Linked DNA regions of Mus musculus: all the other regions are linked to region 2. The links are chromatin loops, found by intact Hi-C in ENCODE. Cell type or tissue: heart. All regions are shown on one strand. Region 1 overlaps Ergic1 (endoplasmic reticulum-golgi intermediate compartment (ERGIC) 1). Region 2 overlaps Gm34455 (a long non-coding RNA gene). Region 3 holds the start of Crebrf (CREB3 regulatory factor). Region 4 overlaps 1700049J03Rik (a long non-coding RNA gene). Region 5 overlaps Ergic1 (endoplasmic reticulum-golgi intermediate compartment (ERGIC) 1). Region 6 overlaps Ergic1 (endoplasmic reticulum-golgi intermediate compartment (ERGIC) 1).

Evidence for each region. Hi-C counts contacts between places; a loop is a spot of excess contacts. Peaks named below come from ENCODE experiments on the same cell type or tissue, not always from the same donor. Only the 100,000 strongest peaks of a DNase experiment are listed, where the experiment ranks them.
Region 1: a loop joins it to region 2, with 7 times the contacts of the local background. A loop is called at or near these places in 5 of 42 quality-filtered maps.
Region 3: a loop joins it to region 2, with 2.1 times the contacts of the local background. A loop is called at or near these places in 2 of 42 quality-filtered maps.
Region 4: it touches region 2 in a loop (8-fold over the local background); 2 of 42 quality-filtered maps call a loop at or near these places.
Region 5: it touches region 2 in a loop (5-fold over the local background); 41 of 42 quality-filtered maps call a loop at or near these places.
Region 6: it touches region 2 in a loop (6-fold over the local background); 5 of 42 quality-filtered maps call a loop at or near these places.

The regions. Positions count from the first base shown.
Region 1 is chr17:26,582,075-26,587,074 of GRCm38, reverse strand. The region is part of intron 1 of Ergic1 (endoplasmic reticulum-golgi intermediate compartment (ERGIC) 1); the gene reads right to left. Among named protein-coding and RNA genes, the nearest start is that of 1700049J03Rik, 19 kb to the right of the region's middle. In heart, a CTCF peak has its summit at 2,361; DNase peaks (open chromatin) are centred at 2,364, 3,274, 3,854 and 4,524; H3K4me3 peaks cover 1,908 bases; H3K27ac peaks cover 3,491 bases.
Region 2 is chr17:26,464,114-26,469,113 of GRCm38, reverse strand. Gm34455 (a long non-coding RNA gene) reads left to right here. Exons shown (of 3, transcript XR_876694.2): 3 at 1-1,460. Among named protein-coding and RNA genes, the nearest start is that of Gm34455, 38 kb to the left of the region's middle. In heart, CTCF peaks have their summits at 2,087 and 2,287 (motif pointing left); DNase peaks (open chromatin) are centred at 2,173, 3,893, 4,433, 4,893 and 3 weaker places; H3K4me3 peaks cover 418 bases; H3K27ac peaks cover 2,471 bases.
Region 3 is chr17:26,713,156-26,718,155 of GRCm38, reverse strand. Crebrf (CREB3 regulatory factor) reads right to left here and starts at 2,506. Exons shown (of 9, transcript NM_029870.2): 1 at 2,382-2,506. In heart, a CTCF peak has its summit at 73 (motif pointing left); DNase peaks (open chromatin) are centred at 1,795 and 2,595; H3K4me3 peaks cover 2,537 bases; H3K27ac peaks cover 2,601 bases.
Region 4 is chr17:26,545,571-26,550,570 of GRCm38, reverse strand. The region is part of intron 3 of 1700049J03Rik (a long non-coding RNA gene); the gene reads left to right. Among named protein-coding and RNA genes, the nearest start is that of Gm34606, 13 kb to the right of the region's middle. In heart, no CTCF peak of the experiment used is centred here; DNase peaks (open chromatin) are centred at 959, 1,185 and 2,540; H3K4me3 peaks cover 928 bases; H3K27ac peaks cover 2,881 bases; H3K27me3 peaks cover 563 bases.
Region 5 is chr17:26,636,359-26,641,358 of GRCm38, reverse strand. It overlaps Ergic1 (endoplasmic reticulum-golgi intermediate compartment (ERGIC) 1), which reads right to left. Exons shown (of 10, transcript NM_026170.3): 8 at 2,516-2,616. Among named protein-coding and RNA genes, the nearest start is that of Gm41553, 2.9 kb to the left of the region's middle. In heart, a CTCF peak has its summit at 2,463 (motif pointing right); DNase peaks (open chromatin) are centred at 848 and 2,548; H3K27ac peaks cover 1,873 bases.
Region 6 is chr17:26,594,929-26,599,928 of GRCm38, reverse strand. The region is part of intron 1 of Ergic1 (endoplasmic reticulum-golgi intermediate compartment (ERGIC) 1); the gene reads right to left. Among named protein-coding and RNA genes, the nearest start is that of 1700049J03Rik, 31 kb to the right of the region's middle. In heart, CTCF peaks have their summits at 2,607 and 3,429; DNase peaks (open chromatin) are centred at 2,658, 3,448, 4,288 and 4,798; H3K4me3 peaks cover 1,188 bases; H3K27ac peaks cover 3,032 bases.

The DNA of each region.
Region 1 (5,000 bases), 120 kb before region 2:
GAGATAGTCTCTCCCTAAGTGCACCAGACAGGTCTTGAACTTGTGATCATCTTGCCTCAGCTCCAAAATAGCTGGGATGACAAGCCACTAGGCCCCTCACATTTTCTCCTCTTGCTCTTCTCTTTTCTTCTTTTTATGGATGGAAAGAAATTCAGCATAAACTTTGCACTTTAGACTTTTTGTTTTGTTTTGGTTTGGTTTGGTTTTGGTTTTTCGAGACAGGGTTTCTCTGTGTAGCCCTGGCTGTCCTGGAACTCATGTTGTAGATGAGGCTGGCCTCAAATTCAGAAATCCGCCTGCCTCTGCCTCCTGAGTGCTGGGATTAAAGGCGTGCACCACCACGCCTGGCTGACTATTTCTATCTCCAGAGGATAAACATGACTGCAGGTTCCCACCAGCTTCCTGGATGAGATGCTAACATCTCATGTAACTGAAATTCTCAAAACTAAGAAACTTGACATGATCCCATCAACTAGGCCACCAACTTTCTCAGGGTTTGGCTCTCTTGTCTTTCTGCTGGGCTCAGGTACCACACTGCATTCAGTTGTTGGAGCCCCCCCCCCCCAGGTCTGTGACTGGTCCTCAACTTTCTGCAGTAGGAAAGACAAGGAAATCATAGAGATGTGAGAAATGAAAAAGGGCCCCTGACTCTGAAGTCTCCATGGAGCCTCTAAGTGGCTGAGAAGCCAGACTAGACAGATGGTTGACAGTAGATAGATAGATAGATAGATAGATAGATAGATAGATAGATAGGTAGATAGATGGATGGATGGATGGATGGATGGATGGATGGATGTATGGATGATAGACCTACAATAAGTAAAAGATGACTGTAAATGAGATAGATACTTTATAATTTACCCATATAGAGATATTGTTAAAATGGTAATGAACTGGACATCATCTGTGACTCTCCTAAGCAGGACTATTAACATTGCTGACAGTGGGGATCTCCAACTGCCTGTGACCCACCGTCTCAAGTGCGACCCTGTCAGGTGCCCTTCAGGACTACCCAGAGATCTCACTCGGGTTCTTAGCAGATAACAAACCCTTTGAAGATATTATCTTTTAAATCCACCATAATCCTGTACCTGTCCATTGTAAAGACAAAGGCGTGTGGCCCTCAGAGAAGCCCACACCCAGGCTCTCTGGTGTCTTACTCTCTTCCCAAACACCTCATTTCCCCTTAGTACTTGGGCCAAAAACTAACATTAAAACCCCCCTCGTGGGCTGGTGAGATGGCTCAGTGGGTAAGAGCACCCGACTGCTCTTCCGAAGGTCCAGAGTTCAAATCCCAGCAACCACATGGTGGCTCACAACCATCCGCAACAAGATCTGACTCCCTCTTCTGGAGTGTCTGAAGACAGCTACAGTGTACTTACATATATTAATAATAAAATAAATCTTTAAAAAAAAAAAAAAAAAAAAAAAAAAAAAACCCCTCGTGAACTCCAATTCTCTTCATGTTGAATCATCATGAAATTCTTCTCCGCAGTGAAGCCAGGAATCAAGGGATTTCCTGAGTGGAGGAGGCCTCTGAAGGGCACCCTTCAGACTGCTGCAGTCTGTCCCCTCCCCTGGTTTCACTGGTAGTTTTTAGAAGGTCCCAGCCTGGGTTTGTCAGATGCTGCCAGGTGTCACCTCTTGTGGCTCTAACAGATTGGGTAAGTTCTGCCCCGAGGTTTACCTGGCCTGTGGTTCTAAGCATGGGGCATTTGAAGAACATAGCATCGGCGCTCAGGTGCGGCTCTGTGCTGCCTCGGCTAGAAAGAAGGGGGGCTCTTAAAGTAACCCCCATTCTGCCCTCTGGAGATGCAGCTCAGCCGTAGAGCACACATGCAAAGGCTCTGGGTTCCATCCCCAGCACGGCACGAACAAGCAGACACCTTGAAACGCCATCAAATGACGCCTTAGAAGCAACATGGAGGCATCAGCTGAATCTAGAATATGGAGCAAATGAAAACAGCTCAACCCCCAAGCCCAGCAGCTGTCGGCCCGTACCCATGCTACACTGTACAACCCCACTGTTTGTAAGCCCAGTCCCTGGGGCTTTTCTTGGCATACAGCAGAAGCCCAGTGCATTCCTCAAATGATCCAAGAAACGAAGTGATAGATTCAGGGGACACGCCAAGCAGCAAGTCTGTTCCCTGTACCCGTGGGCTCCAGCGCCAGTCTACTCTAGCAAACTCTCCTGCCCGCTGGAGGAAAACAGAAAGGGAGGGTGAGTCTAATTTTGCCCTGGAATGTGGCCTTTTTCAGTCAGCTGGAGAGGGTGATAAGGAAGTGGCCATGGGAACCGTGGGAATGGGGAAGGCAGACCCCATTCACGCAGAGCAGGAGGCGCTAGCCCTGGTGGAATGTGCAGGGTGTGGGGCGCCAGGAAGCAGAATTCCTGAATGACTGGCTAGGGCTGGGCCTCAGGACCGCAGTCCCCTAGGGAACCCGTGCGGCCAAAGGCAGTGTCTCATCAAAACAGGAAGATCACAGAGGAAAAATGCACATGTAAGCGGACTGGTATTTACAGGGATCGGCCCCGCTGTGACCCTAGCAGGGGTATAGAGGGGATGCAGGGCAGAGAGAAGAACTTAGGGTCGGCCATGCTAATTCTCTGGTGTGGTGCAGAGTCTTCTATGTAGGCCACACACTGCCTCCCAGCCCTGCAGCCTAAGAAGCTATAAGGAAAGGTATGGAGAAGAGGACCACAAACAGACTTCCTGGGTATGTCCCACAGGCTACTGACAAATGCCCTGTCAGGGCTTTCTCACCACATGCCTAGCCTGCAACAGCTTCGACCCTTGGACAGTAGGGATTGCTGCTCCCATATTCGCAGGGTGTTAAAAAGGCTAAGATAACAAACTTTGACCAGTGTGCACACTGGCTGGCCAGGGTGGACAGCTGTTCCTGCGTCTGGGCTGGGTTGACACTGTCACATACCACGACCCTGGAATACTTAGCTGAGATGCCTCCAGCCCACTCTGTGCTCAAGATCCTGGGATACTGTCCTTGAACCTGCGACTCTTCTGTGAACCAGGATCCTCTTCTGCCTAAGAGGATGCTACAAGAGGCTTCTGGCCCCGGAGATGGCACACGCAGTAGTTCATGTGTGCCACACAGCTTTGCCCTCACACAATGTGTGGATTATCAGCCCAATGTTACAGATGAGAAGGCAGTGCCACAGTGATGACAGACCGACACAACTTCCCACGGCCAGCAAGGGGTGGAGCCCAGGCTGGGACCATTCCCTACTACACACAAGTCTGGCCAAGTCTTCAAGACTCATTGGGGCTGGGGGAGGAGAGGAGTCTCCGGTCCAGAGTCTCTACAGGGAAGTGACAGGAAGAGAGGAGAGGCATCTTCCTGAAAGCACTGGACAGGAAATGATGCTTCTACTATGGAAGTGGCAACAACCTGGATGTGAATGAGGACTGACCCCAGCCATGCCCATCGCTAAGTCCTTCTCCAGCATCAAGCAGGCCACTTCATCTCTGCAACAGTGCCGTGAACCAGGCACTGGCCTCCATCCCCTTTCACAATGAGCAAACTGAAGCCCCACAGGCTCCCTTGCTCACCAGTGCAAGAGTCAACACAGAGAGTGTGAATGGGCATGGACATATGTCAACATGGCCCTAAAGTCTACTGGCCCACGGGGGACTCCAATACTTTTAAGTTCCCCAGCTAGGGTGTCCCCATGTAGGCTCTCTGGCCCTTGGTGACACTCACCTAGAGCTGTCTGCACACCCAGTACTCTCCTAACATTCTCTATGTGCAGTGCTTCATTCACTCTTGCCACACCCCTGAGGGAGGCAGAACGCTGCTTCCGTTGGTAAGTGGAGGTAGTGAGGAGTGAGGCCAAGGAGGCAAGCTAGAACTCAGTCTTAGTTCTCTGCCCCGCCTCCATGAACGAGGCAAGGTGACGGACAGTCGGCCTAGAAGGGAGAGCACACCCTCTGCCATCTTTGAAACTGGGCCTACCCATGCCACCAGGCCTTCAGCTACTTTCTTCTGCGCCTACGTGTTTCTCCACGCAGCTGCTCCTACCTTCCTCAGAATGACATCTGTTCTAGAACCTTCTGTGGCTCCCACCAAGTGACCAGCATGTGAAGGTCCACCTCAGCTGTCTATTCCATCTCTCACTGCCCTCCCACCTCACAGTACTCACTGGGGACAGACATTACAATGTCACAATGCCATCTCTTCCCTCCAACTCACATTTGTCTACATGCCCGCGTCTAAGAAGCCCCTGCCACACTGACCCCCTCACACATCTACCACTTGCTTCTCTTCCAGTCAAACGTGTGACTCCTCCCCACCTCCCCCGGTGGGCTCTGCCTCTTTTAAGTCGGGTTCCCGTCTACCTGCCTGGGCCCTGCTGAATGTTCAGCATGTCCCCGCTTCTCCAGCCTTACTGCAGCCTTGCCACTCTCTCAAGCCCAGCCCTTCATAGTTGTGACACGCTGTCTGCCCTGGAACAGGGGTATCACTAGGTCAGGTCTTCTGTGGCTAGAGCGCTTTGGTGAGCTCCTGCCAAGATGCCTTGTACTGCGTCACCCGCCCATTGTCTTTTCATTAACTGGCTGGATGTGACTTACAATTTAATAAGGGACATGTGATGAATTGAAGGTCAAGGTTTTCAAAACATCTTTCAATGTGGAAAATGTGAATCAAAGAGAGATCTTGGCAGTCAGACCAGCTGCTAGCAGAGCCAGCTGCTGCCAGTCTGATGGGTTGCTGTTAGAGCTGAGCCTGTGCAGACATCCACCCTGAGAATCCCTGGCCTGCAGACCTCTGGTCCTGGCTATATGAAGCCCGGAGGGCATGCTCCTTCCCAGGCCTCAGGGAACTGCTTACCCACCACGAAGACCCACTCATAACGGCCTTTTCCTCCAGAGCAGCCTGCAACTTTCTGTTCCAGCACCAAACCAGCCCTGCTTATCATTAAGTCCTCAGAATAAAGACCATGGAAGAACCTTCTAGAATCCTGAACAAAGTTAAAGCTCTGG
Region 2 (5,000 bases):
AGTACCTTTCCTTCTGGAAGTGTTAGCTTCCTCACCCACACCGAGTTCCACCTGCTTTAAGGACCACAGTGAGGCTCAAGAATGGCCCAGCAAGTGACAGTCCTTTGGGTTGTGCCCAAACCTTGCTTGTGCAAGAGTGGTGTCTGTCCCCATTTTCCTATGTTCCCCAATAGTTCCTGGCTGAGTCAGACCCTCACACACTTTGCCACCTTGCTCAGAGCTCCGGGGACTCCACCCTCCCTATACCCTAGAAGATGTTCCAGGTCACGTTCTAGGGCTCACTCATCTCTATTTTGTGCACAAGAGATATCTCTAAGCCTGCTGATGCCATGTCCCCAGCACTAATGCTACCCATGACCCAGATGGCCCCACTCTGGAGGACTTGGCCTAGGTCACAGCTGCCATTTTTTTTCTCTGACCTTCTTCCTGCAGGTCAAGGTCCTGGCACAGGCTCAAGCAAAGGTCTCCAGTCCACAGAGCTCTTTCTCTACACATGCAGCTCTGGGTACGAATGAATACATGTTATCAGTGTGGTAGGCAGGGGCCATATAAAGGTTGATTCATGAGGCTGAGACCTTCGTGGGGTTCAGGTGCAGTCTGGTGGGGGAGACAGACACAATGTGGTGACCTTAGGTGTTAGTCACACAGAGAGCCATCCAGGGAGAGGCAACAGGGTTGGTGTGATGTGGTGTGGTGTGGTGGCAGCGGTGGGAGAGGGTAGAGCATTGCTACGGAAACGTGGAGTGCCAGGGGAGGGTTGTGAGAATAAGACTTGCTGGCTGACCTCAAGGGACCCTAAGGAGCTTCAGCGGGATGGCTGCAGGGCCCGAGGAAGGAAAGGCCCTCCGGGTGGCTCTGAGGTATCTAGGGCACAGGGTGCTAGCTACCTCCATGGGGAAGCCTCAGGTACAAGGCTCAGGTCTGCTATTCTTCATGACCCTAGGCGTGTTCCTTCCTTCTGAGACTCCCATTTCATCCCTTCATCTACATAAAGTAGCCGCTACGGCACAACAGAGTACCTGCACTCTGCACAGGCTAAACTCTGTCTTTTCTTTCTTTCTTTTCCTGGTTGCTTATGGTCCCTGATTTGGCTGAGGGTCCTAGTTTCTTCGTCTGAGAACCCAGGAACTGCTTCTCTGTGTTTGTGGCTATATGGGCTGTGGCAAGCTGATGCACCCTTTAGTCGGCATCTTGGAAAAGCATGGCACCAGCCTCCTTGGATTCCCAAGACATCCCTGGCTGCCCAAGGGCCTTTGAGGATTGCACCTCTGTGTGGATTCCCTTGTCCTTGGCCACTTCCCTGCCTCCTCCATGCCTCCCGCTGGTCACCCTGTCATATCACCAGACGGATGCTTGCCAGGGCCTGTGAAGAAGTTCCTGAAGAAGTTCCTTTCTGGGCTGTCAGATGGCTCAGTGGGTAAGAGCACCTGACTGCTCTTCTGAAGGTCCAGAGTTCAAATCCCAGCAACCACAGGTGGCTCACAACCATCTGTAACAAAATCTGACTCCCTCTTCTGGAGTGTCTGACAGTGTACTTACATATAATAAATAAATAAATTTAAAAAAAGAATTAAAAAAAAGAAGTTCCTTTCTTCCTTTATTATTGACTGTTTTCCCACCATCACTTGAACACTCCAAAAGACTCCTCTTGTGTGCTGCATACTGGCCCTGGAAAAGAACCTGTGTGGGCTGGAGAGATGGCTCAATAGTTAACAGCATTGACTGCTCTTCCAGAGGTCCTAAGTTCAATTCCCAGCAACCACATGGTGGCTCACAACCATCTGTAACCAGATCTGATGCCCTCTTCTGGAGTGTCTGAAGACAGCTACCATGTACTCATATATAAAATATAAAAATAAAGTAAAATTGTTTAAAAAAGAAAAGAACCTGTGAACTGTTCCTGTAATTCACACAAAGAGGAAGAAAAGCAGGAAGAGGGTGGAGAAAGTGAGAGAGCCCTGGATGCAGAGGGCTGTGGAGAGCCAGGCAGGGCGGCGGGAGGAGGGGTCTCCAGGGTAAGGCTCCCTCTGCTTCTTCCCACAGGGCTGGCCCGCAGCCTTGCTAGGAGCAAGGGCCTATGGGATTAGTGGGCAGGAAATTCTCCAGGAGCATCAACTTCTAAATCTAGTTCCTCACCACCAATGGCATGAAACTCTGTAAGGGCTTGGGGGTGTAGCTCAGGGTGGAACGGGGTGGGGTGGGGGGATTGCTAACAAAATCTATAAAGCATTTGAGAGCAAAAGTCTGTGTGCCAACAAGGGACTGATGCTGCCACCTGCTGGACACCCAAGGAAGGGGCTCTCAGGATCATTCATGGACCCTTCCCTGGGTCTGGATGCCAGTTTATTGATGCTTTGTGAGATGTACTAGGGTCTTTAAAGATGTGATGTCTTCATCAGTAACTGGGGGAGGGGGGGCTCCCGAATTTTGTAGCATACCGGGGAACTCAGGCTCAGGGGAAAGATGGGTATGGACCAGGTTGCAAGTTTTTGGGGGCAGCCAACCTCGAGTCTAATCCAGGCTCCAAAATGGGGCTAAGTGATGTCCTAGAGGAAAATGAGAGAAAATGGAGGAGGGCAGACAGCCCAGTGAGGGCCCAGCTGGCCCCATGGCGGCCCCACTCCTGGTCCTTCCCTCCCAGGTGCTTGCTGTAGGGGGCTCTGCCTTCCTAGGGGGGGGGTTCATGGACCCTGTGTCAGTCCTCCATGCCAGCTCTCCTTCAGTACCAAGCTTGGAAATTCAGTCTCATAGGGTGAAGAACCTTGACAGTGCCTTTCCAGGCATGTGGGACAGAGGACACCAGGACTCCAGCTTTGGATTCCAAGCAGTCTATTATAGAAAGGAGGCCAGACTTGAGCCAAGTTCCTACAGCCTATGTGGACACATTTGAAACCAGAGGGTCAGGCTGGAGAGTGGACCAGGAGACCTTCTATGGGGTAGAGGTGGGGAGGGGTCCCTGAAACATCTGCTGGGGTCAAGGGCATGACCTAATACTATTAGGGCATGCTTCCAATGGAAGGCACATTCCTGATGCTAGTGAGGCCTGTGCTCTCCGTTGGACTCTGCTGGTCCCCGGCTCCATGAGCTTAGGCTGTCCCTTGGCCTGCTTATCACGCCATACAATGTGGTCAATAGTATTTCTAATTTCTCTAGGCTCAGCCAAGAATCAAGATCAAATGTGCATAGAGCCTCAGGCACGTAGTAGGCCCTCCAAGCATGGGGCATGAAGGGCCCTACCAGTACTCAATAGTTGCCTCAATGCCTCTTCAAAGCTGAAAAGCAGGCCTTGTGTTGTGATGCTGCTGTATAACAAGGGAAACTGAGTCACTAGACCAGGAAGTGCCTGAGTCCAGGCTTCAGCCTGAGTCACAGCATAAATGCTGGACAAACTCCTCCTCACCACCCCTGGAAATACTTCATGCTCTGTGACTGGCTTCCTCTCCTTCCCTGCCTTGCCAGCCAGGTAGATGGTGGCAGGAGCTGAAGGAAGCGAGGGCATGCTTCACCCCAGGAGGGGCTTGGATCTTTCTTGAAGGCAAGGTTCTCCTGTGGCTCTTTCAGTGAGGAGAAGGCTCACGGTTGAGGGAGGGCTTCTCTCAGACCTGATGGGTACCCTTGCTCCATTAGCATTGCCGTTCCCTTATACACACGGGACTGAGACTTGCAACGTGTTTGCCCAGGTCCTACAGCTGTGTTGTGGCAGGACACGAGTTCACCCCTGCAGCACCCCACAGAGAAAGCTGAGTGGGCTGTCACAGGTCACCTCAGCTCCCTCAGAGCAGGCTAGCTCAGAAGCTCAGCAGGAAGCCCTTCCCATCCCATCTCTTCAGAACTGGGACAAGTTTTGACGTCAGCACATCCACATTCTTGCCCTCTAGCCCTGGGTGGGGTTGTTGATTTCCTCCCTCCAATGTTGGTATCACAAACAGGAAGCTGGGTCATGTGGGCAGGCCTGGGCTGAGGGCTCACGGGGGACAGGGTCACGCTTCCCGCCAGCTCTACATTTCTAGCAGGCGGTCTATGCTTCTGAGAGGTTGGGAGTCTCTGTTCTAATGTGACAGAGGGCCATACTGTCTCCAGAGCTACTCGGAGGGTTTCAATGACCACGCTACCTGCCTTGGTCCCCAGAGTGCTTACACTGGCCATGGTACGTAGCTTCCTGCTTCTGCTCACGGAAGAACAATAAGACCTTTGCCGATGGAGCACTGACGCAGGCTGCGGGCTTCATATGGGTCCTTGAATTCTTATCATCAGACTTTCATATCCTTTTACAGATTAGACCCCCAACACACTAACAGGTTAAGCCAATAGTTCGAGTTCCCACCACTGTGGGATTGGGTGGGGCAGGGATTTGAACCTACACAGTGTAGCCTAGAGCTAACCAGCACAGCCCCTCCCTCTTCCTCCTCAGCTCAGCCCCACTCAGGCTGTAATTCTGGAAAATGCAAACTTGATGGCACCGGTTTGGGGCTCATTTCCTCCATGGCTCCGTACTGCCCCAGGGCTTGAAAACCGTGGTCTGCGGAGTCTACGGCTTAACCTTCGCTGCCCGGCATCTACCTTGATTTCCCCCTTTAGATGCACCAAGCTAATCTGCTTTCCGAATCCAACTCCTTCACCTGCCAGGACTACCTTCTGTAGAGAGGAATCTCAGGGTATAGTGGGGTAAGCTTTGTACCTGGTCACAAAACCAGCCCCCATGAGTCTGTCTAGTCTGAAGCCTTCTATGGATACAGAGGTCCCCAGTGTTAGCTTGCACTGGGTGGTAACAGGTTCTGTCCAAACGGCAGCTTCCCAGGCCCCACCCTGGAGGGGAGGGGTTTGGTCTGAGTACCTGTATGTTGACCTTTTGGCGTGAACCTGAGCATCCTCCAGTCCTTCCCAGCCCTTCCGGCTGCCTGATAAACTCAAGTTGCCATGGAAACAGAAATGCTTATATGGGGTTTTTAACCATAGGGCTCTGTTCATCCAAGGCCACCAGCCCCGACCTTCTGCAGCAG
Region 3 (5,000 bases), 250 kb before region 2:
TCAATTCCCAGCAACCACATGGCTGCTCACCATCCATAATGAGATCTGATGCCCTCTTCTGGCGTGTCTGAAGACAGCTACAGTGTACTCATATAAAAAACAAAACAAAAAAATCTTGAAAAAAATTAGTACATAAGCAATGAAAACCAACTTTGACTAAGTGTTCTGGGTATCATGAAAACCTTTGCTTGGTTCTAACTTCAGACCTACCTTTTATAACTGATTGTAGTAATAGGACAGATTTGGACTTAGCAATACAACATTAAGTGATAGGTAATATTTTATTTACTATAAAAATTATATATAGCCGGGGGGGGGGTGGCCCACACCTTTCACCCTAGCACTTGAGAAGGCAGAGGGAAATGGATCTTTTTGAGTTCCAGGTCAGCCTGGTCTACGGGTTAAGTTCCAGGACAGCTAGAGCTATGTAGAGAAATGCTGCCTGAGAAACAAACAAAAAATAAAAATAAAAATTATATCTAATTAAAAAAATATATATCAAATAACCCGGGATTATATTTTTACCAAGTTTTAACAAAACTGAGGGTCAGTCACATAAAACCAATAAAAGTTGATGAAAATTTATTTACTATTTGTTAATATTCTTCAGCTGAACTCTTGAAGAGCTGCCTAGGGTGATATATCTATGATGTATTCCTACTCCTAAGTACTTCACCAAAGATGTATCAATAGCCTACTACCTTTGACAACATGAGGTCACAGGTTATAAACTCATCTTAAAAGCTTTAAAAAGCATTTAACAAGGCTAATATGGTGCCAAAACAATTCCAATTTTGTATCCACATTTCCCCATTTGGAGTATCTCTCAGCTTTTTTAAACTAGGCAACACTGAAAAATATTTTAAAGTAGAATTAAAGTGACAATCATTTTACCATAGGTCACAAAATTTACAAAAAATTCCTATTTCTGCTTTTGAAAAAATAAGTCAGACCTTCATTCTTTTTCTCATTTGCTGATACTGGATAGACAAAAGTCTAAAGACTCATCAGACCTAAATACTTTTCTCAAGGCTGTTTTCTCATTAAGTATGTTAGCTTCCAATTTATGTGAGCAAGGGAGGCAAATTAAGACTTGAAACACAAGGGCCTGATCTTTGGAAGATATCCACGTTTTTTTTTTTGTTTTTGTTTTTGTTTTTTTTGGGGGGGGGGTGGATAGAAACGCCGCTCACTCAATTTTGTCTGCTTTTCCAGTCCCAATTTTCTCTTTGCAATACCCAGAAAAGCAGAAGTTCCTCTGAATGCCTGCCTCTACACGGGAGACCTGGTACAGAAACACACCCCTAACTACAGAAATACCTCCTTAAGGTAGTCTTAAGATTCAGGCCTGCTCAGAAGTAGCAAAACGGTTTGTTTTCTTGGGTTAAAGGTGGGCGATTAAAGGGTTTGGTGGCAGGATCTACCAAGCAGCGGAGAGCCGACCAAGAAGGAGACGCCAGAGACCAAGCTTCATCTAGACCCAGGAACCGCCCCCTGGGAGGCTAGACTGCCCTCGCTACTTCCCTGGCCGCCTCCACTCGGGAGCGGCTGAGCCGGGTCAGGCTCCTCCGGGCATCTTCCGGGTCCCTCCGGGACTCTAGCCCACACCCAGCCCGCCCGGCCCGCGCCCCGCTCGGCTCGGCTCCTCGCCCTTTGCCCCGTCTCCGCCCCGCTCAGTGACAACCCCCGTCCCCAGGCCCGTCCCCTCCCATCTAATATGGCCGCCCTGTCGGACCAACCCCCAGCACAGCCTAACTTACTGGGGGGGAGGGGGGGCGCGGCACCGCCTCCCTGCGCCCATTGGCGCCACGGACCCCGTCTGCCTCCTCCATTGGACAGCACCGGCCGCCACTCGACAGCGAGGGCTCCGCCTCCGGGCTTTTCAAGCTGCTTAGAGAGGACATATAAACAAATCCCGAGAGGGAGGCCCCAGTCCCGCAGCCTCCGGGGAGGGGCCGGGGGGAACAGCAGCCCCACGACGCCCCTGCCCAGAGTTCTCCCGGTCCGCTCCTCCGTCCGGAGCCTTCTGAACACTAGCTGTGCCGGTCTCCCTCACACGCCCCTCTCCTCTCCTCTCCTCCCTCCCGGCCCCTCCCACCCGCTCGCCGCTCTGACAGGCCGGCTGCCGGCAGTCGCGATCCCTGGTTCCCGGGAGCGCAAAGGGCACGGCCCTAACGGGGTCGCCCGCCGGCGCGCGCCCGCCCTTTATATAACCGTCGGCCGCGGGGGCAGCCCGATTCGGCTCGCATCGGCGACCCCGTTCCGCGCGCCCTCGGCCCGGCGGCCCCCGCCCCGCTCTCCCGGAGCCGGGCACCCGCGCCTCTCACCCGCGGTTCTCTGCCGCTGCATCCCGCCCGCCCGTGCGACCGCTCGGCATTCACCTGAGGCTGAAGGCGGTTCAGGCACTGGATCCGGCCGCGCTTACGCGGCCGCGGGCCGTCTCCATGCTGCCTCGGTTTGTTTTGTTTATGTCCTTCCTGACGGGTTCCCGGAAATCGCGTGACTCGCCCCCCTCACGTGGGCCGCGGCGAGGAGGAGGAGGGAGGCGGGGGCCCGCCGCCCCAGGCCAATCGCGAGGCGCCCTGAAGTCTGGCCAATCAGAGGCTCGGCCGGGCTAGCGCCCGTCACGTGACACCAGAGGGGCGGGTTGCTGGGGAAAACCAGGAAGAGAGGGCGGAGCGGGGGCTAGTAGGCTGCTGCTGAGCGTGGGCGTGGGCCGCTGGGGATAGCGAGCAGTAAGCTCGCGTTCGTGCGTGATGTTCTTTTCAGAGGCTTCCATATTCAGTCTGTAGCCTCAGAACTAAGATGAAGGCCAAGGAGTCCAAATGCCCACTTTACAGTTTAACTGAACCACGGGGGATTACAGGAATATTAATTAGTAGGGGGCTGCATCGACATTCTGTTTAGTAAATGACGTTCCTGTTCCCCGATTGAATTGGCCTTCAGTTGTTTGTTCATTCATCAACTCATATTTATTGAGTCTGGATCCCCAGACCCTGAGTCGGCTGCATACATCTTTGGGATAGGACCTGTATTCAGCTGTAGAAACTGCTACTAGATGCTTTATGGACAAGACTGTCTAACCTGTGATAATGTGATGATTTACGCCTCTTAATCCTGTTGATATTTTATCGGATGTGTAGTTTGTGGTAGGTTCATTATCCCAAATAGTTCTCCGAACAGACACATACGATAAGAGAACTATTTAAAAAAAATACAAAAACAAACCTCAGGAGAATTATTGTTCAAGGAAACAACCTACCTAATTATAGCAGCCTGTGTTTCCAGAAATCTCTTTAGACTCTGGACCCTCCTGTCTTAGTCTTCTGGGTGCAGGGTTACTGGTCTGCACCCGCACACACATATGGACACAGAAAAACATACTTTCTTAAGCATAGGAAAAGAAGACTAAAGGACAGAGAAACCTCATCAGATTCCCTTCAAATAACAGTTTTCCCTTGGGAGTACTCGGGGTTTCAAAGCAGGCGAGGATGTAGGAAGGGGGTATTGTGATTGACCCCTGTGATCTCAGCACTGGAGATAAGGAAGCAGGAAGATTGAAGTGTGTTCTTAGCTACACTGAATTGCATGCCCGGATAAGACCAAGTCTCAAAGTAACCTTCCGCTCCCCGCCAAATTAAGACTCCCCCTCCCCCATGCACAAAGACTCAGGCAAGTGGTAGATCAGTGGTTCTCAACCTTCCTAAAGTTCCTTATGTTGTGGTGACCCCAACCATAAAATTATTTTCATTGCTACTTCAAAACAATAATTCGGCTACTGTTATAAATCGTAATATAATGTGTTTTCTGATAGGCTTAGACTACCCCTGTGAAAGGGTCATTGGACCTCCAAAGGGGTCACAATCCACAGGTTGAGAACCATTGTGGTAGCGTCTCACTATCACCATCATGGTCTGGGATGAGAGGTGATGACATACACCTGTGACTTCAGCACTGGGGAGCCTGAGGCAGGTGTGTCTCTGTTCAGGGTGAGTGTGAACTACATTGTAATTTGCTCCCTGGTTCAAAAGCAAGCAACCATGGATTTGGGGATAAAAAGTCTGCCTAGATCATAATCCTGACAAAGGTGGGGTGGGACTAGCAATGTCTCTTGTCCTATGTTCTCCATGCCAAGCACATTAAATAGCCAGTCACTATGTTACAGGCTTAATAGTAACCTGGATTGGAATCCTTGCTTTACCACATGTGAACCAGGAAGCTAAATTTCTACCTTTGTAAAAATGGGATTGGTGTAAGAACTGGGTGAAATAATTTACATAGGGTTGGTAAGATGGCTTAGTGGGTACAGCACTTATCACACAAATGTGAGGACCTGAATTTGAATCTCCAAAACCTATGTGAAAGCCGGACGTGTATCAGGAACATCTGTAATCGCAGCACTCCTTCATGGAGATGGGAGTTTGAGACAAGAGAACCCCAGAAACTCACAGGCCAGCCAGCCTGGCACACAGTGATGATGAGACCCTATCTAAAACGGTGTGGACAATGGAACATGTGTACATGCCTACATTCATACACAGGAGTTAAATTTAAGCAAACACACGCACACAATCTGTATACATGCTGCATATATAATATAAAAAGAAAACGATTGTTTTAAAAATAAGTCATATAAAGCACTTACCAGAGTGCCTGGCGTACAGTAAGCACACAATGAACAGTGGCAGCATTAGACAATTCCACGGACATCAATCGGAAGACCAGTTGTAGACTGAATAGCAAGTAATGATTCTAGGCAACTAGCAATTTAACAGTCCCTAGACCAAGCTAACCTCAAACTCGTGACAGTCTTCCTGACTTTGCCTCCTGAGCACATGTTTACAAGCATGACCACCATGCTGGGCTAAAACAAACTTTTTGGACTTCAGATTAATAGGTAACTGTAGCTCCATAGGAAGAAAATAAAATAGTAAACCTCTCCCTCAGAGTGCCAACCACACGTAAGACCCTGATACCCAACCACATGGGAACTAAAAGGA
Region 4 (5,000 bases), 81 kb before region 2:
CAAATGTCCTCCTGCCTTAGTGGCCAGCTCTCTATCACACATGTGTGCATGTATGTAAAAGAGTGTATGTAAATGCAGTGTTTCCAGTTTGTCACATACTCCCCATAGCAGAGAACCCACCTTGGGCCCTGACCCCTAGAAGGTGAAATTCTAACATTTTCAGTGTTCTTTGGAAGATGCTAGATGTGTTGGTCTGTTTTCTGAGCCCTGCCTCCTGCCTCCCTTGTCCTCACTGGGTGACCCCATGTCCATTTCCTTTGCAAGGCACAACTCAGACCCTTCTTTGATGACACATTAAGGCACTTGTTCTTACCCCTCCTAACCCTGTGACCCTTTAATACAGCTCCCCATGTTGTGGTGTTACTATTTCATAACTGTCATTTTGAATTGTTATGAATTGTGATGTGAATATCTGCACTTTCTGATGGTCTTCGGCAATCCCTCTTAAAAGTTCATTTAAGACCCCACAGGGGTTGAGACCCACAGCGTTAAGGCTGCATTGGACACTGGCTGAGTAGTCTCTTGACGGTGTGCTTTGGACTATGCTGATACTACGTTTTAATCCTATCCCTGTCCCTCCCCTCGGTTCTCAGGGTGTGTGATCCAAAGCAGGTAGTGAACTGCTCTGGGCCTCAGCTTGCTCATTCTTACCCTGGGGTCCGTGGTGGCTCTAAATCATGTCTTATGGCTGATGTCTGGAATCTAGCTCACAGGTTGCATTCACTGAAATGGTCCTCTGCCTTTCACTCTCAGGGGACTGCTGGTGGCATCTTCCAGACTACACAGAGGGAGTGTTTGTACAAGCACACGATGACCCTCTGGTTTGAGGCGTGGCCATTCCCGCTACATTTCTCAGGGCTTTGAAGCTCATATTCTTGCAAGGTCGCACCCAGGGAGTGCTAACCTCACCTGCAGCGTCAGATAGCTCACGTAGGCTGAGTGACTCAGCACCAGCTGCTCATCTCCAAGTCATTCGGATCTGACCTGGAGCTCACCTGGCCCCTCCTCCGCAGTCTTCTAGTGATGTAGCTAGGTGGGGGGTGGGGCAGGCTCTTCCTTGCATTCCTCCGAAGGTTTAGGACCTCCCCATCGCCCAGGATCCACCATTTCTCCTGCTTGTTAGCTAAGCAAAGGGAGTCTGTCTGGATTCCTGTGTCCCAACGCCTGTGTGTGTCACTGTGTGGGTAGCACTGCACTGACTGAGCTGATGTCCGGACACAGGTGTCTCTGCCATCCTGACTGATGACTGTTGTTTCCTCTGGGTGGGCTGTGATGCCCAGGGTCAGGCTGAGCTCCAGGAAACAGGAAAGCAAGGGAGGCTGGGTGACTCTGAAGTCACTCACCACACTGGCCACCCCTGTGAGTCTCTTCATTTGTAAACTAAGGCTCTGAGTGAAAAGCCTTCTTCCTCCTTTCCACCCTCCCTTGTTCCTTTCCTTCTGGGAAGCCATGAGCTCTTTCCCTCCCTGTGGAAGTACTCAGCTCTCTGTGCAGTGACTAAACCTATAAACAGGAACATTCTAGTCTGCTCGGGTGCTTCCAGCCAGCTTCCAGCTGTCAGGTGAAGAGCCCCTATGAGAAGCGGTTCACATCACCCACGGGTATTGATGGACACAAAATAGAGACGAAGGCAGAAGAGAAAGCTTCCAGAGCAGTAATAGAATCCTGGGATGGATCCAATCTTTGCTGACTTAGGTCACCTTGATTGGGGTTGCCCAGTCCCCATTCTGGCCTCAGTTTCTTTCTCAGCAAAATGGAGCAAGTGAGGGTCAGGGTGGGCTCTGTCATGACTGCCTTGGATCTGCATCTGACTGGATCCTGAGCCTCATCCTGTCTGCAGGTGTCAGAGGCTCCCTGGGGGCAGGATCAGGGACTGTGATCAGAGTCTCTGCTGGCCCCGTGGATTCATTCCATTCTGTCGTCCCCTGTCCCCCCCCCCCGGGTTCATTCCACTCTGTCCCCCCATGGATTCATTCCACTCTGTCCCCCCGTGGATTCAGTCCACTCTGTCCCCCCCCCGTGGATTCAGTCCACTCTGCCCCCCCCCCGTGGATTCAGTCCACTCTGCCCCCCCCATGGATTCAGTCCACTCTGTCCCCCCCCCGTGGATTCAGTCCACTCTGCCCCCCCCCATGGATTCAGTCCACTCTGTCCCCCTCCCCCATGGATTCAGTCCACTCTGTCCCCCCATGGATTCAGTCCACTCTGTCCCCTCCCCCGTGGATTCAGTCCACTCTGTCCCCTCCCCCGTGGATTCAGTCCACTCTGCCCCCCCCCATGGATTCAGTCCACTCTGCCCACCCCCATGGATTCAGTCCACTCTGTCCCCCCCCCGTGGATTCAGTCCACTCTGTCCCCCCCCCCCCGTGGATTCAGTCCACTCTGTCCCCTCCCCCGTGGATTCAGTCTACTCTGTCCCCTCCCCCGTGGATTCAGTCCACTCTGTCCCCCTCCCCCGTGGATTCAGTCCACTCTGTCCCCCTCCCATTTCCTCCTTTACACCCAGCCTCATTTTCAGCAGAGCCTTGATCCAGCTTCCCAGTTAAGTGAAATTCAAGAAATCTGGCCCCAAGCCCCAGGAAGTGTTTTAGGGTAGTGTAGACAGGATGTAGACATCAACTGTATCCTGCCTGCCCCCCAGGAGTAACGCCCTTCATTGTTCCCTGCTGGAACGGAGGGGCTCAGTCTTCTTCCGAGTCCACCCCTCAGAATCATGCAGTAATCGGGGCACAGTTCAGAAAAGAGGATTTGCTTTGGGGACGTTCAGGTTTTATTTTGCCAAGTATTTAATTAAAGGAATACTGTTTGTGTAGTTTCAAAAGTTCTCTATTTGAAAAACTCCTCAAGCAGGAGAAGCACACAGAGGACAGCGGAGGTCCCTGCACTCACCCTGCCCTGGCCAAGGCTATCCTTACTGATGGCTTCTCTCAGGACAGTCGGCTTTGGGAGGAGCAGGCGCTAAAGGTGGGCATTCCTGGATGTTCCCAGCCAGTAAACTCTGGACTAGGATCTGAGGAAGAACTTGAAAGTCAGTTGTGTTACGAGATCCTGGTTGAAGGCCCAGTTTAGATCTTCTGGTGGTCTCCAGGGGTGCCACAGCCTTGGGAGAGGGGTCTGTTGTGAAAATTAATATCAATTGGGGATTTCTACCCCACCTTTGATGGCTTAGTTCCCAGATAAAAGACAAAACTTTTATATTTGCAATGAGCCTTGAGCTGCACTAGAAGTGGGCAGATGTCAATCCTCCATCTCTGAGATATGACTATGTTCCGCCTGGGCTGCTCTTACTCTGATTGGCCAGTCCTTGTGGCCATATCTTCAGGACCCTCTCCCCCAGGGCATCTTCTGCTCTCTTGATACATGGTATCTAAGTACAGGGAGCCAGCCACATAGTGGAATGTATGATACACGGTATCTAAGTACAGGGAACCAGCCACATAGTGGAATGTATGATACATGGTATCTAAGTACAGGGAACCAGCCACATAGTAGAATGTAGGTTAAAATAATTGGGTTATTTAAGTTATGATCTTGTCAGAGTAGAGTCTAGCTATATGGCCAAGGTATTGTAAATATATTTTGAGTCTGAGTCTTATGTCTGGGAGTATGGGGCTAGGAGAAAGAATCAGGCCTAACTTCTACAGGGGTCTACCACCAGAGACCTTCAGTCTATTTCTGAACCTGACAGAAAAGGGCTTTTTCTTTTTTCCTTTTTTCTTTTCTCTCTCTCTCTCTCTCTCTCTCTCTCTCTCTCTCTCTCTCTCTCTCTTTCTTTTTCTTTCTTTCTTTCTTTTTTTTAACAAATATTTACTAAAAGACTACAATGGGCCAGAATAACTCTGGCCCAGACTTGGTTTGGAATTAGCGTGGACTAGGAAATGGAACGGTAAACACTGGATTTTACTGAGTGAGTGGGCAGCAAGGAGTCAGCACTGACCCAACACTGACTTGCCATCAGGGGCTCCTGTCAACTTATTTTTAAGTTAACTTTTGTTTTGTTTTGTTCTCTTGAGACAGGGTTTCTCTGTGTAGCCATAGCTGTTCCAGAACTTACTCTATAGACTAGGGTGGCTTCAAACTCAGAGATCAGCCTGCCTCTGCCTCCCGAGTGCTGGAATTAAATGTGTGTGCTACCACACCTGGCTCTTGTAATTAATTTTTAATATATAAGTCACAAAGGAATCTGCATAAATTTGGAAACTTGGCAGATAAATCACTTGGCCCCAATTGTAACCTTTGCTTTCTCTCTCTGTTTTCTTTTTTAGAATTATTTAATTTATTTTATTTATATGAGTACTCTGTAGCTGTCTTCAGACACATCAGAAGAGGGCATCAGATCCTATTACAGTTGGTTGTGAGCCACCATGTGGTTGCTGGGAATTGAACTCAGGACCTCTGGAAGATCAGTCAGTGCTCTTAACTGCTGAGTTATCTCTCCAGACTTTCTTTCTCTTTTGGAGTGGTAATTCTATTTTTAATTTTATATGAATTCTTATATGTCTTTTCTTCATGTTTCATATACATTGTGTTCTGTTTACTAGTACATACATGTAACTCAGCGACCTGTGTGAGTCAACAGTTCACATGGTGGGCAGCTTTAAGTCAGAGATCTGTTCATCTCTCACATCTCAGGGCTTCTGTAGATGAACAACCAGAGGCTTGGACCACACTCGGGCCTTCTTGCAGGCATGGTGCATGTGCAGGCAGGTCTTGGGTTTACAGTTTGGTCCGCACATGCCTTCAGTGGCTTGGATCCAGAGTGCCCCTCAAAGCCCGTGTATGAAAGGCTGTTGAGAGATAGTAAATTTTCAAGAGTAGGACCTGCTGGAAAGAAGTTAGGTCATGAGGAGGGGTGAACTTTTGAGGGAGTTATTGGGATTTCAGTTGCTTCTTGACTCCTTTCTTGCTTCCTGGTTGCCATGGGGTGAGCAGGTCTCTTCTGCTGTGATGCATTTTTGTCCCCTTAGATGGATACCATGAAGGCCAAACAACTAAGGACT
Region 5 (5,000 bases), 170 kb before region 2:
GGAAAGTGGGCTTTGAACTCGGTCTGAGCATTTCCTCCTTGACTTGCCAGTCACACGGAATCTGCTCATTTATTCTGCTGGCTGCCTCCGCTGTCCTAAGGTTCTTGGGGTGATGAAGCCCCTCCCCTAGAGGAGTCACAGGCTGGTGGATGAAGACATCATCGCATCACTAGCTTCTAACAGTATCCGTGTAGGGAGGGTGGAGGAGGGTGCTCAGCAGGCCATAGGTGAGCCAGTTCTGCTCAGGGGGATGGGGAAGGCTCACTAAGGAAGGGGCATTCTAAACCATGAATAAGAAGATAGCCTGCCTGACAGGTGAACCAAGTGGGTGTGAACTTGTCCACCAAGTAGGGCCAGCACAGAGAACAGGGAAGGTACAGTGCCCAACCTGCCATGGCTCGTAAGGATGCACATAGCATTGGCCAAATGGCCACCAAGGAACAGGGATCTGAGCTGATGACCCACAGGACCTGGTTTGAGCACTTCAGGGTCCTGAAAGGCTTGGGCTCGCGTCTCTTGTTTACAACAAATGGAGATGGATGCCGGGGTCCCCAGGCCCAACCCCCATGTCCCCAGCACTGGTCTTGAGCAGCTGGAGTGATCCCATGGACACCACTGAGTGTTAACCCACTGGACAGCCACCTCCATTCACAGAACAGGCTGGGGGCAAAGCCACAGAGAACGCTGAGTGAGCTGGTCCAGCCACCAGGCCCTTGCCAAAGCTTTGATGGAGGAAGCCTGCAGCAGAGGAAACTCAGCTTTCCCAGGGTGATTGTCTGGGCCACAGCCCAGCGCTGAGGGGGTAAGAGACAGAATGAAATCTAGCAGCAGTAGTGTACCAATTACCCAGCCTTCCCAGTGAGCTGGGAGCTTTCTGAAAACATTGCTTCATTTGACAGCAATCTTGTGAAGTAACTGCCATGGACATATTACAAACAAGGACACATGACTGAGCTAGGATGGGGCAGTGTGGTCCAGGGCCCTGCTTCCTGCTGATGTGTGGCAGCACTGGGGGGAGGTTATAATGAGTACAATGGTTGAAATATGCTCCCCAGAAGTCATACGCATGCTGCAGTGCTGGGCTGAGCCCAGAGCCCTGTGCATGTGGGGCAGGGGGACCACGGCTATTCGCCATCTAAAGTTACAGGTCCTTTGTGTACATCAAGGGGCTGAACCCGGAAGTAAGCCTACATTGGTGGTGGCTGGAGGTGGTAATCTGGGAGGTGATTAGGTTAGATGAGGCCACGAGGTAAGTGTCAATGGTAGCATTAGCTCTCCTATAAGAAGAGGAAAGCACTTCTAAGCTTGTATGCTTGTGTCTCTCCATGCCCTGCCCTCCACTGGACAACACAGCAAGAAGGCTCACCACAGGCTGGGGTTGATCTCTTTGACTTCCTCTTTCCCAATCCATGAGATAAATTAACTTCTATTTTCTTTCTTTTTTTTTCTTTTTTCTTTTTGGGGGGGGGGTAGGGGGAAGGTTCAAGACAGGGTTTCTCTGTGTAGCCCTGGCTGGCCTGGAACTCACTCTGTAGACCAGGCTGGCCTTGAATTCAGAAATCCACCTGCCTCTGCCTCCCAAGTGCTAGGATTAAAGGCGTGCGCCACCACTGCCTGGCTGACTTCTATTCTTTACTTACTACTTAGGCTCTTAGAATTTTGTTATGCCACCAGAGAGTAGGACAGACACGGCCTGAAATAGTGAATGTAAGCAATAAGTCTCTCGGAGAGAGTTATGGATCAAAGGGAATCAGAGCATAGGGACCCATGACCAAGAGGCTGTCCAAGTGGGCAAGCCTGGACGATCCCTATTTGGACTGAGTGGGTGAGCAACCAGGGGGCTCTGGAGCCCAAGAGGAACCTGGGTCTAATTCCTACACTGTAACTACACAGCTTGGCGAGTTCCTCAACCATAATGATAGTTAATTGAGCTGAACACTCCATCATTTATACTAAGGGTCTGGGTGGCCCTGCAACAGCAGAAACAGGAGCCTCGTGGTAAACAGGGGAACCTACTCCAAGTGCCTATGTTCCATTGGCACAAGCCATGCTTTCTGGAGAGGCTCAAGCCACTAACCGCTGTGCCATCTCATTTCTTTGGCTTGGATGTCCCTTGGCTTCCCAGAAGACCTGTGTGTCTCTTGGACTGTTGGGGTCCTGAGACGTCCACAGCCACCTTGATAGGATTCCCTGCCTAATGCAAAGCATCGGCCATGTGCTGATCAACAGGAGCCTGAAGAAACCAGGACCAGACAATGTCAGAGCTGGGATGGTCTTCTGCCTACTTCAAACAGAATACATCTTATCTCCTTGTTAAGAGTGTCTCACCTGGACCTTGAGGCCACTACCACGGCAAGAACTGGTATTTCATCTTTACTCAGACTAGAGAATGAGCCTGGACACTCCCTGTCCACCCCACTGAAATTCCCTTCAGCAGAATGTGCGGGGCATCGCCTATGCCCTTGGCCAGCAGAGGGAGCAATTGCAATGCTCAGCCCGTTCACGGCCCACTCACCTTGTTGGCCACTGTGTACTGGTAGGAGTAGCGCTGCTTGCCGCTCTTGTCCTCATACACTGTGGGTACAATCTTCAAGATGTAGTCATGGGAGGCCAGGGCTGCAGGAATACAGCATAAGATGAGATGGGGTGGGCACTGCCTGGCAGGTGGCTCTGCCTGTAACCCCAAGTTCAAGTCCTCCTGGTACTGTAGGGTCCTCTCCCCTTTCTCTTCAGAATGTGGCTTGCTGGGATTGTTAGATCTGCACTACATAATATATAATACTCTGAGCCACACACTTACAAATGGGATAGCCATTAACGAGGGGTGCTGAGGGGGCATTTTCTCTGAGATTCAGGCCCAGGAGCAGCACGCTCCTGTGAAGTAGGGGCCAGGGAACACATCCTCTTTAATGCGTGGTCACCAAGAATTGTCTAGAGAGAAGCCCCAGGAAACAGAGCAGCTTCAGTTTCATCCTTAACTAGACTAGAGAGAGACTGGCAAAATTACATTCCCCACCATCCCTCACACACAGAGAAATTTTCCAGGGAGAAAGGTGGGACTCAAGAAAGACCCCATTTCATTGTAGGTATTGTCTGTCTGCTTTTAAGTTTTAAAATAATCTGGGCTCTGGGCTCCAGAAAGAACTAAGTAAGACTGATCAAACCCAGAGGGCTGGGGTCAAGCGCCTGCCTGGCATAAACCTGCCCTTGGCCTCAATCCCAACACTGCCAAAACAAACAACAGAATCTGGTCACTGTCTTCCCTCTTTCTCAATAAACTGCTGACCCTTCAGCCCTGTAATAGTTTAACACGACCTTTTCACCCAGCGCCCCTGTCTCCTCCCAGCCTGGATGGCAAAGTTGCTGAGTGCAAGGACAAAGTCTTACATTCCTGCCCCTAAACCCTGCACGGAGCCTGGGACAGGGCAGACAGTGGCAAGGCCTGCTGAATGAAGGAGTGGACAGGATGGCTGGACAAAGGATGAAGGGATCAATCAGCTACTGATAAACATGAGCTAACCAGAGCTGCCTCAGCCTTCCCGAGCAAAAAATGAGGCCCAATGTCCATCCCTCTTATTCCTTCTAGAACCTTGGGCTAGGAACCATGGAGCTAAAAGAACATGGGAGTTTAGTCTTCTGGGTTCTAATCCTGGTCTCTGCAGATCAGATTCAGATCTGTAAGAGTGGTGAGCATGGAGCAAGCATTCCAGCCTTGACTAGTTCTGGCCCTGCTGTCTCCTCAGAAAAGGGCAGCACTCCTGGGATGGAGGTGACCCCCCCCCCCAACACACACCCTCAGGAAAACTGGGGAAAGCCCTGGAGCCTTTAAGCTAAGCACAGGGGACCCAACACCTCTTGCTCATGCCCACAATGGCTCTCAGGGTCCAGAGTACTAGGGTCACATGGGGTTAAAGGCCGATTCTAGTCTTCATCCCTGGAAACTCCCATGAGATGGGCTCACATCTATACCTAAACCAGGAGGCCAAAGATCACCTTGAAGTACAAGTCTCAAATTCCCACTCTCCAAGGATAAAACCTGAAGAAAGGAAGGCCTTAGTGAAAATCATAACTCTACTATTTTGTTGTTGTTGTTGCTATTTGTACAAAACATTAGGTAGTCACAAAAGGAAAAAAAAAGAGCCACCCTTATGTCTACTGTGCACAGAGAATCAGTTCACATTTCCTCCCCAGTAGGAACACGCCAGACGGATGTCCTTAAGGAGTCACAGGGGTTCTGCCTCAGGCCCAGGTATCATGAACACTTCCAAGTTGACAGCACAGAATGGAGGCCTGCAGAGGCTGCTTGCTTCATTTACTCACCTTCCTGTCTCTAGAACTTGGTACTGTGCCTGATCAATATGCATTCAGTGTCTGACTGCCTAACAGCCCTGAGGCCATCATGGCCAACAGCTGCCCACATTCCAAGATGCAGGTCCCTACCACGCACAAGGGCTGACACAAATAAATGATGCTTCAAAGTGACCCAGTGGACATTATTTTTCTTAGCATATTGTGTGCATGCACGCACAACATGCACATATGGGCATGTGTAAGAATGGAGGTGTGTGTGTGTGTGTGTGTGTGTGTGTGTGTGTGTGTGTGTGTGTAATGGAGGTATGTGTGTGTGTGTAAGAATGGAGGTATGTGTGTGTGTGTAATGGAGGTATGTGTGTGTGTGTGTAAGAATGGAGGTATGTGTGTGTGTGTATAATGGAGGTGTGTGTGTGTGTGTGTGTGTGTGTAAGAATGGAGGGGTGTGTGTGTGTGTGTGTGTGTGTGTGTGTAATGGAGGTGTGTGTGTGTGTGTAAGAATGGAGGTGTGTGTGTGTGCAGTCTTTGGCAAGTAGAGATTCGGCACTAAGACTTTGGAAGGAGCCAATGGTTGATAGGAAGGGTTTGGGCAGGAGGGGAGGGACCAGCTGGTTTCCCCCACTGGCCACCTACAGAGCTGGTTCTCACAGAGTGGGTTCTGGTTCTGTAACTGCTCTGTGGGATCCAGG
Region 6 (5,000 bases), 130 kb before region 2:
GAAAAGAGGTTTATTGGGGTGTAGAATTCCATTCATGACATTGTGGCCACATCTGATCCACTGCTGGCGGACCTTGTGCTAGATTGAATCACAGTAGAGACATAGCAAGGAGAAGTTTCCAGGTATGCACAGAAGAAGCACGTGTGTGAGAGAGACAGACAGAAAGGGGTCAAGTTCCTTTACGATCATGCAGTCTCTGTTTTAGGGAATACAGTCCCTTAAGACCTTAACTAATTCCCACAAAAGCAGCCTGAGCCTCAAGACCCGCTTCCTGGAGTCACAGAAGAACTGATCCACGCTGCAGGAAAGCACTGGCTGATTGCTAAGTGGAGGGCCTTAGTCACCTGCCAGTCCTGACACCTGCATGCCGAAGAGCTGAGCCTCATAAGCCATGAACAGTTAAACTGTAGTAAAACCACAGCTCGCATTCACTGTAGGACCCAGCCACGCCATGCTAGGCGTGTGCCAGGAGAACTGCAAAACTACACATACACAGGGGTGTGCACATGAACACTCTGGAACACTCAGGAACAGTCAGGAACACCCAGGAAGCTTTCCTTATGTTGGTCAAAGAGGAAAACGACCTAGATGTCCATGCACATCAAGTGTGGACCATCCACAATGTGGGATAGTGTGTGGGTAGGTGCATGGAGGCTGGGTAAAGTTAACTGGGTTCAGATGGGGTAATTTCATTCATATTAGATTCTGGAAAATGTCGCAGAAGATCACTGCAGGTGGGGATATAAGGAAGCTCTCAGGAGTGATGGACACATTCTGGGCTAGGATGACATAATGGTATGCACACAGCAATAATAGGTGACACATAACTATGTGTCATGTTCAGGCCAATAAATTGAATAACGGTCATGATTATAATGTATCAAATAACGTAATATAATCCAGGCCTTCCAAACCACAGCCATGCTGAACAAACAATGGTAGACCACCTGCTAGACAAACAACACTTCTTCCGAATCTTTTACAATATCTATTTCTAGGTCATGGAACAGTTGACGGGGCAAAGTTCTGTCTTCCAGAAGGATTTCCAAGAGTAAATGCAGATCCTATGAGGATCAGAAGATTGACCTTGCACAAGCTCTCCTGTCCAGGGGATACCCATGGAGCATGGGAACCTTAGACAGACAAGCCAGGCCACTGTGCCATCACTGCAAGTCTCAGGGACACCAGCGCAAAAGCACAGCACTACCAGAAAAACTTCTTGGTAAGAGAACCAACCTTGGACCCACCCAAGGCTCCTGAGCTTACCAGTTAGAGGACTTAGAAAACCACCTCTGGATCATGGGGAACTCTACAGAACAAGTGACAAGATCTCCATCATAAATCAAGAGATGATGGGGAAAAAGACGGTGGCAAGTACATTTCCTGATCCCTCACCACCTTAATTTTTTGAGATACAGCTCAACCTGAGCTTGGTGCTCATCTCCTCAGCTACCAAGGCCAGCCAGGGTGTCCCAGGGGTTCTCTTAGGCTACCAAGGTCAGCCAGGGTGCCCCAGGGATTCTCTTAGTTTTATTCTGACCCCAGGGCTAGTGTTGTAGACACATGCTGCTACACCCAGTTTTTCAATGGATGCTGGGGATTCAAACTCAGGACCACAGGCTTGCCTGACAGGCACCTTAATGCTACACTGGGCCATGTCTCCAGCAGCCCAGCCAATGACATTTGCTATGAAGTATTGTAGGACTGTGAACTTTAGATTATAGACTCAAAGGGCCAGGTGTTCCTTGCTCTAACTACACTATCCTGATTGCTACCCTCCCATCTTAGATGTGGATGTGACACCCAGGGCTGAGGCAGCAGAGACAAAGTCGCTGGCATCCTTGGGCTACTGGAGCAAAACCCACAACTGCTAACATCTCCAGTCCTTATGTTACATTAGAAAAACAAAACATATTCAGCCACTTCCACTTGGGTTCTCTTGACAGATAAAACATAAAAGATACAGAAGTAAGAAGTCTTCTTACTTCCGTGCATCAGTGGGACAACTTGGGCACGTGTTTCCCCACCCCCACCCCACCCTCTGCAGTCTCCCTGCCCACAGGACACCCTGTGAGTCCCTGAAACCAGGTACCCTTTCCTAAGCATAGCTCTGAGAAATTGAATTTATAAAGCAGCCACAGGAAGACGCCAGCAGCAATGAACAGAATGTTATAACATTATACTGTCACTGTTCATGAGTTTTAGTGCCATTATTAAAAATATAATGGTTAACTGCAACAGACCCCGTGATACCACGACACTGAGTCAGATGACTAGGGTGACCACTAAGTGATAGTGGGCTGTCAGTACACGGGTGAATGCTCTAGACAGAGGGACACTCAGACTTTAGGGTGACAGATTCATTATGCTACTTGGGACTTGTTTAAAACACGAATCACGGCTACAATTTTCCAATCAATATTTCTGAACCAATAACAACCTTCTGTAAACAAAACTTCCTGTATCTGGAGTGTGCGGTAGCATGGCTCACTCTCTCACCTAGGCCTGCATTCCAACATCACCTTCCGGGAAGGCAGCCACCGCTCTGTGTCACTCCTCTCCACTCTTTTCTTCCCTCTCTGCTTGCAGTTACATGTGTACTGCCTGACTCCACCGCTGGGCTACACTGTGAGACCCAGATCCTCAGGCACCCCACAGAGGCCCCGAGAGACAAGTGCAAGGTGGGTGGAGGGGTGGCACACCTCCAAGTGGGGTCCATACACACTCCCTCAGAATCTTCCAGGAAACCATCAGATTCTCAGATGCTGGGCTTGACTGCAAGGTGGGCTGAGGGTCACTAAGTGCTGTTCAGGAGGGGCTCAGGCATTTGAGATAGCACACACCCATTTCTGAGAACAACAGACACCCACCTTCATAAGACCTTCAGCCTAAACCCACCTGAGTTACCCTAGTCAACAGTCGGATATGGGAGGGGCCTAGGGTACACACACACACACACACACACTCCCACCTCCTGGGCCAGGTACTACTACTTAGACACCTGATTGTTTCTATCTTGCTTAATCCTGCCCACCACCCAGGGAACACCATTAACAAATGCAGGAGGTTCACAGAAGCCAAATCACTTGTCTAGGCTCACAGAATCTGAATGGGGACTGGAGCCTGACGAGGAACCAAAGCGATAATTTTTCCCAACCACACCCTAACTGTTTTCACCCCTCCAGGGCCTTCACTGCCCCTGCTCAGCATGGTCCTCCTGTACCCTTACAGAACCTGTGCTAACAGAAAGCTGTGAGCATTTGGTGGGTGAATGAAGGAGAAAGAGTACCCCAGAGCGGCAGAACCACAATGCTGTACTGCCTGGAGACCCAGGCAGTACAGAGCTGGCAAGCGGCCCGAACCCCCACCTGTCTCCCAGCCTGTAACAGTCAGATTAGCTCAGACCCTGGAAGTAGAAAGACACCTGGGGCTTGGCCTGGATTCAGGTTTCCTGCTGGTGAACAGGAATCCCCTGAAGTGAAACAGGATGCTCTCCTGAGCCCCACACCCCCTGGACAGACGCTATAAATGGAAATGTATTCTTAGAGGGAGAGAACATGAGCGAGGGCTTTCAAAAGTGACCCATCATGGGGTAAAAATACAGCAGCATTTAAATGCTGAGCAGGGAGCGCTATTCCTGGACTAGATTCTCATGCTTGTGGCTTCCTGCCAGGGGCGGGCTTCCAACAGGTTTAAAACCAACAAACAGGGGCTGGATGGTGGGGCCTGGGGATAGTATTTCTCATACTCAGGAGGGCACTGGGGAGGGTAGCCTGTAGGAATAGCTTCGGAAGGTGCCCTTGAGTGGAGTCTGCACGTCCTTTGGGTCTGTCACTGGGCTCAGTGTTGCTGAGAAAACCTTTGGACAGCATTCTGTGATCTTGGGAAGTAACTGAAGGGCGAGTCTGGCTGGGTCTGGATAAAAAGACCAGATGAAGGTTTTAACCTGGAAGTGAATGACGTCTACTGAGCTTGAGTCTTAACTCATATTGCCTCATCTGATCTTCAAAACTAGATGGCAATTCAAGGCACAAAAAAAAAACAGACTTAGCCCTATTTCTAATAAGAGTAAGGCTTAGAAAACCCAGAGAAGAAGACACTCAGATGGAGATCCTGATTCTAGAAAGACAAGAAGAAACAAGTCTGGAGAAAAGAGTGGGAGGAGCCACGGGCACAGGGCAGTTCCTGGAAAGGCTCACGGTCACTCAGTGAGCTGGGGTCAGCCTTCACAGCTGGGATGGTTGACTGTGGGGCCTGGCAGGAAACTGTGAACTTGAAAAATTTGCCCATCACATTACTGTGAGGAGACTTCTCACAATCCTCTGTGGTGGGGCCCAGAGAAGGAAGGAAGGAAGGAAGGAAGGAAGTGGGCTGCACAGGCCTGGCTGCCGGTTCTGGAGAGCTCTTTCCTATGAGGGTGGCTAGCAATGTCCACTTCCTGGGACAGGCTGGTTATCTGTGAGAAAATGAAGATAGCTAGGCTGTGTCTCAGGAGGCCTGGTTGGTCTGCCCTTCTCTCTGTCCCATGGTGCCACCTATACTCTTGTCTCTGGAAGACCCTCAGGCCTTTCTACATGGCTGGCTGTGCCCTCTGCACCCCATCTGCGCTCTCTCTCTCTCCTATCTGCCTTTCTTCCACATTACTGAGTAGCTGCTATGGACCCGGCACAGGGCTGGGTGCTGGGAATACAGCGATGTCACCTTCCTGCCTTCGAGTCATCTGAGCTCTGGTGAGAAAGACAACAATCAGATATGAACACACGTCAGCACTGGTAAGCGTTTGAAGAAAAAGGACACAGTGCAGGAGTGAGGAGAGAGGTGCCTGCTAAGTCTGACAAGGAGTCAAATAATAGAGACCCGGATTACACAGGCCAACAGCCAAGTGCATATCTAAGGAGAACATTCTAGGCAGCAAGGACAGCAAGACCAAAGGCCCAGTGGCCAGCACACACCTGGAAGGTTCCTGCAATGCAGGGAGGCAGACTCAGGTGGAACGGGAG